Linked DNA regions of Homo sapiens: regions 1 and 2 are each linked to region 3. Evidence: chromatin contacts called from ENCODE Hi-C or POLR2A ChIA-PET data. All regions are on one chromosome and are shown on one strand. The core of a region is the stretch at or near the end of the contact, and the rest is flanking DNA. Distances in the headings are between cores, read along the strand shown.

Evidence for each region. Hi-C counts contacts between places; a loop is a spot of excess contacts on that map. ChIA-PET counts read pairs that join two places held with the same protein, here RNA polymerase II (POLR2A). Pooled maps may share reads with other maps.
Region 1: a map of CD14-positive monocyte shows a loop between it and region 3 (10-fold over the local background). The contact joins the promoter of PAFAH2 here to the promoter of SRRM1 in region 3. A Hi-C loop is called at or near these places in 2 of 168 maps with a recorded cell type or tissue (CD14-positive monocyte and gastrocnemius medialis) and 11 of 50 pooled maps.
Region 2: a pooled map shows a loop between it and region 3 (7-fold over the local background). The contact joins the promoter of E2F2 here to the promoter of SRRM1 in region 3. A Hi-C loop is called at or near these places in 1 of 37 single-sample maps with no recorded cell type and 5 of 50 pooled maps. POLR2A ChIA-PET finds 5 or more read pairs at or near these places in 1 of 52 experiments (WTC11).

Annotation. Positions count from the first base shown.
Region 1 is chr1:25,996,267-25,999,475 of GRCh38, forward strand. It overlaps PAFAH2 (platelet activating factor acetylhydrolase 2), which reads right to left and starts at 1,797. Exons shown (of 11, transcript NM_000437.4): 1 at 1,759-1,797. RefSeq lists enhancers at 1,543-1,622, 1,793-1,882, 1,893-1,942.
Region 2 is chr1:23,529,948-23,532,889 of GRCh38, forward strand. It overlaps E2F2 (E2F transcription factor 2), which reads right to left and starts at 1,286. Exons shown (of 7, transcript NM_004091.4): 1 at 595-1,286. The coding sequence starts at 846. RefSeq lists silencers at 692-840, 1,378-1,517.
Region 3 is chr1:24,642,012-24,645,089 of GRCh38, forward strand. It overlaps SRRM1 (serine and arginine repetitive matrix 1), which reads left to right and starts at 1,291. Exons shown (of 17, transcript NM_005839.4): 1 at 1,291-1,336. The coding sequence starts at 1,316. RefSeq lists an enhancer at 863-962 and silencers at 1,033-1,352, 1,613-1,672.

The DNA.
Region 1 (3,209 bases), core at 547-3,046, 1.4 Mb after region 3:
AGGTAGGAGGATTGCTGGGGCTTGGGAGCCGGAGGCCACAGTGAACCAAGATTGTGCCACTGCACTTCGGCCTGGGTGACAGAGCGAGGTCTTGTCTCAAAAAGAAATAGTAACTATGGGCCGGGCGCGGTGGGAGGCCGAGGCGGGCGGATCAGGAGGTCAGGAGATCGAGACCATCCTGGCTAACACGGTGAAACCCTGTCTGTACTAAAAAAAATACAAAATATTAGCTGGGCCTGGTGGCGGGCGCCTGTAGTCCCAGCTACTTGGGAGGCTGAAGCAGGAGAATGGCGTGAACCCGGGAGGCGGAGCTTGCAGTGAGCCGAGATCGCGCTACTGCACTCTAGCCTGGGCGACAGAGCGAGACTCCATCTCAAAAAAAAAGAAATAGTAACTACTCACGAGATTGTTGATGAGGATTAAATAATGCATGTAAAGCACTCGATGGATAGAAGGTACTATAACCATAGGAGGCAACTATAATTATTTTAACTACATGCCTCTCAAGTTCCTTATACGTAAAATGGATACTTCGTAAGTGAAAATATTGCCTAGGGCCTGGTGCATTTTCAGTGCTTATAAAATGTTAGGAACTAATTAACAATGCTATGTCTCTCTTTCCTAGCCAAGGTCTCTCATTTTTCCTGGATTAAGCCCTTTGGCAAAACAGATTCTTTCCCAGCAGCCTTTTCAGGCCTCAGACACCCCTACCAAAGCCAGTGTCTACTGAACAGGCCCAGAGGAGCCCAGAGGGAATGGATGGGGCTTAGGTTGCAGCTGTCCTCTCCTGCTGGGACCCTGTTTCTGGTGAGCAGAGGACTGCTGCTCTGCCAGCTGTGTGACACTTTCATCACTGGCTATTTCAAGATACAGTCCAAGATAAGCACTTCTCTTGTGCTTCCTTTCAGACAAAGCTCTCTGAAGACTAAAAGCTCATTGGCCTGACCTTTGGTCTCTGGAGGAAGTGAGGAAATATCATCCAGCTCGTAGACAATGAAGACACCAAGCACTCGAGGGATGAGATTGAGCAACAAGGTGGCAGAGCTAGAGAAGAGGCCTGATAAGAGTGTTCCAGAGCATTAATAATTGTGATAAAAATAATCTCTGTCTCTTGTGAAGGTCTTACAGTTTACAAGGCATCTTCACACATACTAGCTTGTTGGCTCCTCAACACTCCTCACCTGAGACTGATGGAGCAACAGTCATCTCCGTTTTAGAGAGGAAGAAACTGAGTCCCAGAGTTGTATGATTTGCCCAAGGTCACAGAGGGTGAGAGGCAGAGCTGGCCTAGAACCGGGTCTGCTGACTTCGAGTCCAGGGTAATCGCGGATCGGAAAGAAGGAATGGGGACCCTTCTTCCACCGCCATGAAAAACAGAAAACTGAGAGTAAGAGTAAAGTACACAAAGGGTGGAGGAGCATAAAGAAGCCCGGGGTTCAGGGATGTGAGGCTGCAGGGTGAAGGTAGGGCCGAGGAATCAGGGTAGGGCTGTGGGGTCCAAGGTGGGGCTGCGGGGGCTGGGTCCTGGGACGGGAGCTCAGTGGGGATTCCAGGGGCACTGGCCGTTAAAAGTGCGAGGCGACCGTGGGAGGGTCAAGGGAGCGGGTGGCTACAGGTGTCTGAATAGGAAACGTAAAGGACGAAGATTAATGTGCAATTCCTATGACTGAGAGACGCCGAGGCCCCAAACCGGGCCAGAATACAAAAGTCTGCAGGAAGCTCAATTGAGATATAGGTGTTTTCTCCAATCAAACTTACCCAGTCAAGCTGATTCCTCAGAAGCAGCCCCAGACGTTTAACTCGACGGAAATGAGAAACGACCCATGAACCCGTGGCCCTTTGGTCGTCGTAGTTTCCAAGGCTCAAAATGGACGCTTGGAAGCACTTCTCGTTCCTCAATCTAGAACTACAATTCCCGATGTACAGTGCGCGAGATTGCGCATTACAACTCTAAAACTACACCTCCCAGAGTTCTACGCGACCGTCCAGCCCCGCGTGGTCGTGCGAAACCGCCCAAGGCCTGGGATGCGGTGTGATTCCTCCCCCTGGTGGCCTGAAGAGGTGCCGCCGCGATTTCTGCTCTCGAGCGGAGGGTTTTGCCTTAGTCCCGTGCGTAACCCTCCGCCTCACCCTCCTCAAATAGTCCTCAGGCGTGCCTAGAAATGGTCCCCGCTTCGCTTTATTCTCAAGGAGGTGGGAGGAGGTTGGAGTTTGTTTTGTGTCTTCTGCACACTTTGCTTCCTGTAAGAATAATAGACTGATCATTCAAATTAAGGGGACATTCCCTACCAGCCTGCATCTGTTGACACCTGTGATTTTCCATTGTCCTCAAAAGACTCCCTGGCAGAGAAAGGGGAGGAACCCGAGTAATCTGCTGGGCCGCATCCATCCCACATTACTGTCTAATGCTGGTTCTTAGCGACACTGATGGACAAGATACCGCTCCTAGCCTCAACAGAATCACAGTCTAGCAGAGAATTCAGACAAATGAATAATGACAGCACAGAGCCGTGATCTCATGGGGAGACACAGCAAGCGTGGGAGCCTTGAAAAGGGGCCTCTGGCCAGGCTTGGGGGAAAAGGGCGGTGTCCGCAAGGCTTTTTAGAGGGAGTGATGTTTGTTAACATTGAGACCCGATATAAGGAAAGAACGTAGCCAGGAGTACAGAGACTGTGAAGGACGTTTCAGAGTATGGCATTAAGTTCAGTGCTGGCTGCAGCTAAGTGTGAGGGATGGAAGGAGAGTATTCTCGGGGGAGTGGGCGTTAGGCAGAGCCCATCCTCAGGAGTTCTGTAAACTTCTATAGGAAATTTGGATCGTTCAGGCAGCTCAAAAACGTTCAACGGCCCTCTACTACCTATGAAGTGAAGTCCCAACTGCTTAGCCTGACATTCAAGGTCTTCTCCAACCTGCACTCCCCCACGCCCCACCCCCCACCCTTCAGCGCCCCTCCTCTGGGAGCTTTGTTCATGCCTCCAAAGTTTCCGCCGACATCTGTGTGTGCCTCGCACATGTGAGTCGACTCACACTGCCTTGGGTATCTCCTGTATTAGAGGTCTTAACTCTTGACACATTGTGAGCTCTTTGAGGTCAGGTACTGAGTCCTGCAGTCGCCCCCTCCACCCTACTCTTGCAGCCCACATCCCCCCGAAACACCAGGGTCCAGAGTCCCTGCTTTAGGCTCTCCTCTCCTGCCGACACACTGTTG
Region 2 (2,942 bases), core at 36-2,535, 1.1 Mb before region 3:
AGAACCCAAGGGGGCTGCCCACATTTGTATCTGCTACATGGCTGTCTGGGAGGGAAGACTGGGCCTGGGGGAGGACCTAGGGCAGATACTTGGGGCTATCTCAGGAGCTGGCTGGACAATTTGGAGTCTGTCCATGGCAGATTGGATGTGAGAGACCCACTAGACCTATCCCTCTGTCTTACCAAAGTCCCACAGTGTCCCCAGGCCATACTCTTTGCCTGGACAATAGCAGGCACCCAGTACTGGTTTCTGGCCAAACAATGAAGTAATGAATGAATGGCGGCAACGCTGGCTGCATGGACTTCCCCAAGGTCACACAGTGCACTGGGAGTAGTGAGTTGGGTCTCCCTCCAGACTCGCAATCCAGTGCTCATTCCACTCCACTAGAATGGATGAGATTATTTCATCCAAAGTCTGAAAATGAAGGGGTCTTCTACTCAGATATTGGGGGCACTGGGTCCTGGAAACTGAAAGCTCATCTTCCCTCTTCCCAAAACTCTACCTGCTCCACTCAAACTGGATCTCAGGCACCCCTCCCTCCTTTCCCACACCTGGAAAAGCATAGGGGGAAGCGGTGGGGGCCCCCAGCATTACCGGCAGCCGGCCTGCCGGCAGGCATCGCACAACTTGGCCCTCGGGTCCGTGGGGAGTGGCGTCGAGGCAGGTGCCTGGCGCCGCTGCGGGAGGCGCCGTCTGCGGGTACAGCGGTGTGTAGTAGGTAGCAGTAGCTGGGCAGAGCTGGGGGCTGCTGAGGCCGGATGGCCACAGCTCTGTGGGGCTCATCGCGGGCACCACCTTCGGGGTCTGCCCAGCGGCCGAAGCCAAGGCCCGGGGCCCTTGCAGCATAGCGAGTAAGGCGCCCCCTACCCAAAAGGGCTTGGCGCGCCCGCGGACACCTGCGGGTTCCGGTGCTGCCGCCTTTCACACGGCCCGCGGCATGGCGCGGAGGCCGGGGGAAGCCGCCAATGGACGCCTGCGGGGCAAGGCCGGACCCTCCCCTCCTGGCCCGCGGCCGAGCAGAGAGCAGCGCTTAGAGATCGCCGCTTGGAGATCGCCCGGCGGCTGCGGTGGTGGCACTGCCAGGGGCTGTCTCGTCCCGAGGGCACCGCGACCCGGGACGCCCCGCGCTCCCCAAGGCCTCGGCACCTGGGGTCCGGCCGGCTCTGGGGAGGGGTCCCCGGCGTGCCCTCAAGCTCGGCGGAGACGCGATGCGCTGGGATGGGGAGGGGGGTCTCGACTGCACCGACTTCCTTGCGGCTCGCTCTCTAGTCCTTGAGTCTTTCTCTGCCTCTTTTTTTTCTTCTTTTTTTTTTTTTTTTAGCGCCAAACGTCGTGCCGCGAAATTCGGATCTCCCGCGGAAAATGCCGCGCTCCGGTTGGCTGCTGCGACAGTACAGGCTCCACCCCCCCCCCCCCCCCCGGAAAGAACGCGTCCTCGAGGCGGCGATTGCAACACTAGCTTCGCTGCTTAAAGGGGCAGCCACACCTGCTGTTGGTGCCGCCAGCCGCCGGCCGCGCTAGTTAGCAGCCGGCGAGACGGAGACAGAGGGTGGTTCCGGGATTCACAGTGCAGAGGCGGCCAGAGCAGTGCACAGCGCCCCGAGAAATGGGCCCGGATTCCCTGGGATTGAAGGGAAACATTTTGGCGCGGGGTCCCAGCCTGAGCCCAGACCCAGCAGTGTATTCCCCAGGCCACAGGCCCTTTTGTTAGTTTGCATTGTTGCTTAGCTAGCACATGTGCATTCATATCCCCTTTCCTGCTAAAATGAAGGCCAGGAACCTGTTCCCTTTAATGGCAGAGGGGTGAGGGACGGAGGCAAACTAGTCTACTTCTTTGTAGGGAAAACTAACATCTATTCAGCGCCTACAGGATGCCAGGCACCATGCTAGATCCTTACAAGCGTTGTTTTAGTTAATTTATTCCAACAATCCTGGGAAGAGGAATGATGATCCCCATGATAAAGACTGACAGTCTGAAAGGCTGGGTAACTTGCCCAAGGTCATACAGAGAGATTCCCTGATTTGAGAGCTGGCAACAGAATCTGGGACAGGTCCCAGCTCTGGAGCCCTTGTTTTTCCAGTTAAGGGGTTCTTCTACTCTCCCAAGCTGCCTGGGGGCACAGCAGGGTCAGAGTCCCACTGCAGAGCTTTGTCTTGTTCACAGTTGTATTATTAGGACCCAATACTCAGTAAATGTTTGAACATCTCTAGGTTTCTTTTAAACAATCCTTTTGTCACAAGAGCCTCTCTGCCTCATTCAAAAACCTTCATTGCTGATAATACATTCCTCATCACTCCGGTTTAGAGAGGCTCAGAGAAGCAAACTTGGGTAGTGAGTGGTAAAAAGTTGCTAGAAGCTGCTGCTAGATTTCAGGTCTGATTTCTTGCCTGGTGCTGTGTGATTTTTATGCAAGTCTGAGCCTTGGCATTCAAAGCCCTCCAGAGACAGTCCACAGCTTAATTCCTCATTAGATGGTTGAGGCCAAGGTGGCAATAACCCATGATGATTAAGAGCCCAGGCTTTGTAGCCAACAGCCCCGAATTCAAACCCAGGCCCAGACACTTTATTATTCATTGTGTGACCAAGGCAAATTTTGTAAATTCTCTGATCCTTGATCCTTGATTTTCTCCTCCTAATAGCACTTACCTCATATGATCATGAGGAAATCTCATGAGATAATGCATATAAAGCTTTCATCACAGAACCTGGATCATAAGGAGCCTCAAGAATTGGCAGCTGTTGTTATATCTCTGACTTTTTTTTTTTAGACAGAGTCTCACTCTGTCACCAGGTTGGAGTGCAGCGGTGCAATTCTCCTGCCTCAGGTTCAAGTGAGTCTCCTGCCTCAGCCTCCCGAGTAGCTGGGATTACAGGCGCCAGCCACCATGCCTGGCTAATTTTTGTATTTTCAGTAGAGGCAGGGTTTCACCATGTTGGCCAC
Region 3 (3,078 bases), core at 41-2,540:
AAGGGAAGCGAGAAGGGCGAGAAGCGCTTGCGAAAAAGCTGGCAGAGTGGGGCCGGGCGCGGTGGCTCAGGCCTGAAGTCCCTGCACTTTGGGAGGCCAGGAGTTCGAGACCAGCAACAGAGCGAGACCCCCATCTCTGCTTTATTAGATAAAAATAACTTTTTTTTTTGAGACAGTCTCGCTCTGTCACCCAGGCTGGAGTGCAGTGGCGTGATCTCGGCTCACTGCAAGCTCCACCTCCCGGGTTAATGCCATTCTCCTGCCTCAGCCTCCCGAGTAGCTGGGACTACAGACGCCCGCCACCACGCCCAGCTAATTTTTTGTATTTTTAGTAGAGACGGGGTTTCACCGTGTTAGCCAGGATGGTCTCGATCTCCTGACCTCGTGATCCGCCCGCCTCGGCCTCCCAAAGTGCTGGGATTACAGGCGTGAGCCACCGCGCCCGGCCAATAATTTTCAAAATAAGAAAATCTAGCAGTGCGCATCCAACCCAAGGCCCTCGCAGCCAGAGCAGAGGCACCAGGGCGGCCAGGCGAGGCGCTGCGAGGAAGCTGGTGCTTCTCGGAGTCCGAGACCCGGGCTGGGGAGAGCCCGAGGCAGAGCCCGAGGACCACGGCTCTCTGGCGGGCGTCCTGCCCAGCGGCGTGATTACCGGGCCGCCGAAACCGAAACCCATCTACTGGACACTTCCAGCTTCCTCCAAAGGCTGAGCAAGCTGAGCTACAAGGCAGATTTCATGTCTGCTGCCAGGCTCGACCGCTTTACAGACAATCCTCTCTCGTCTGGTAAACGCGTAAAACCTACACAATCACAACTTTCACAACGAGAGGGAAGCCGCAGGCCTCTCGTCGGCGCACGGGCCGCCTCGCCCGCGTCACTCTGAGGTAACAGCCTTTCTCTTCAATCGCTTCATGGAACTCCAGGACGCCAAGCCTCTTCCACTACGGGTCGAAGGATGGGTCACGTCACATTGCGCGAACAAGGATGGTCACGCGCCACAAAAGGACTTGCAGGGCGGGGCGACTCGACGGCCTTCCCTTTTGCTCCCATTGGCTGCGGTCGTCAGGTTCGCCTCCTCCACTACCTACCGGGGAGTTTAGGGCCTGACAGAAGCCCGCCCCCGCTGGCGCTCGTGCGCACGCGTGGCGGGCTCTCGGCGCACTGAGCAGGCGCGGCCTCGTGTCGGCCGGAGGGGGCGGGCGCAACGACGCGCGCTGCGTCCCGGCGCTCGGCTTTCCCTCCGCCGGTCCCGCCCTCCGTCGCGGCGGCGCGGTGTACCCTGGGATAGGGAGCGATCTCCGAGCGAGGCGGCAAGATGGACGCGGGATTTTTCCGCGTAAGTAGAAGCGCCGGGCGCCGGGGTGAGGCCAGGGACTTCTCGGTAAGGCCTGGTAGGAGACCTTAGCTTGGCACAGGGTGGCCAGCGAGGGGAGCTTCGGAGATCTTAAGGATTCCTCCTAGAGCCGGCGCACCCCCCCCCCCCCCGTGCGCTGCGGCGGAGACCGGTGCGCCCCTGCGCAGTCTCCTCCTCCGGAATGGTCCCCCCTACGCGGCGGCGACGGTGGCCGGAAAATGGCGGCGGGAATGGGCCGGGATGGTACCTCGCTGCCCGCCTGCCTGGCGGGGCCTGCAGGCCGAGCGCCGTGCGTGCCGCCGGGTCCTGGGGCCTAGCGGAGCCGGAGGAGGAAGTCCCGAGTGGGAGGCCAAAGGAAAGCCCTAAGGTCACTGGTGGCGGCAGGGCAGGGAGAATATGGTTTGGGGGTACATCTTGGGAGAGCACCTTAGGGGAGGGAGAACAGGAAGAAGCATTCAGCGGCTTTTTTTGAAAAAGCGCCCTCCCCGCCCCCCAACGTCCTCCCTCCAGGTCCTAAGCCTTCGTGGAGGCGCCAGGTCAGGGTTCGCGGGAGCTCCCGCCCAATTTGATATCCCTTCAGGGAGGGGGACGTAGATAACTTGTTGGGACAATGTGAATTTAAGGTTCTGTGAGGGTAGAGGGTGCAACGAAAACTATGCGCGGGTATGGAGGCAGGTTGTGGAGTGATTCAATTCCTTCCCGCCCTCCACATCCCTCACCACCCGCCACCATCGTGTTTTACTCTTGGAGTCCGCTGGTGAAAGGTAACTCTTACCTAGGCTCTGCCAGCGTCGTCTGCCCATCGCCTGCAGGCAGGGAAGTTACTCCGTCGTAGTTGGTTCTCGGGGCCCACACTTTATCAGGCTCGTGCTGGAGCCTGTGTGTCCCATAGTCCCCTCCTGTAGGAAATTAGTACTAGATCAAGATCTAGAAGGGACACAGGACTAGAGTTGAGCACCATTGGTCTCTCAGGGCTTGCAAACTGTTAATGCAGAATGAAGTCGTATAGAAACTAGTTGATCTAAGCCAATATATCCGTTTTCTGAAATACACGTTAGCTCTTCTCTTTAGAGCATGTAATTTGCAGTTTGTGTGTTTTCAAAGGAAAAATTGGAAGGGAGGAGGGCCAGAACTTTAGTAAAAATATCTTTGGACACTCCGAATTGGACATTGAAATCCTTCTTTAATTGGCTTTAAATATGCCAACGAGTTTTTCGTCATGTTAGAATGTTATCCCCCAAGTATTTTACCTAAGAACAACCAGCTGTTCTTAGGCAAACAGTAAGATACTTATTTTGGAATGATAGTTTCAGATTAGCGTATCGAATTTGCAAACTGCTTATGAACTGTCCATTTTGTAATTTCCATCAAAGTGTTTTGTAGTAAATATTCAATATTTTCTGCAGTGCAAGTAGTATTTTGAAACAAGTGAAAGCCTTTTCTGACTTTTGTCAAAATATTTTCTGTGGAAAGGAGTCCAAATAAATAAAAGAGTAAGGTGATTGATGAGCAAATTTTAACATGAAGTTTGCTTGTGGTATTGGTAAAGGTCTGGGAGAGGGGCGAGTTTTTAGTACACAGCCTACAATTGCTTAAATACAAGAGTTAACTGGATTTAAGATCCAAGTTAAAATATTTTAGGGTCATTATCTAGTACCCTGCCAACCAGATGAACTATTTCAGGTAGTATAGAAGTTATATCTTCCATTCAATGAACTTCTTCC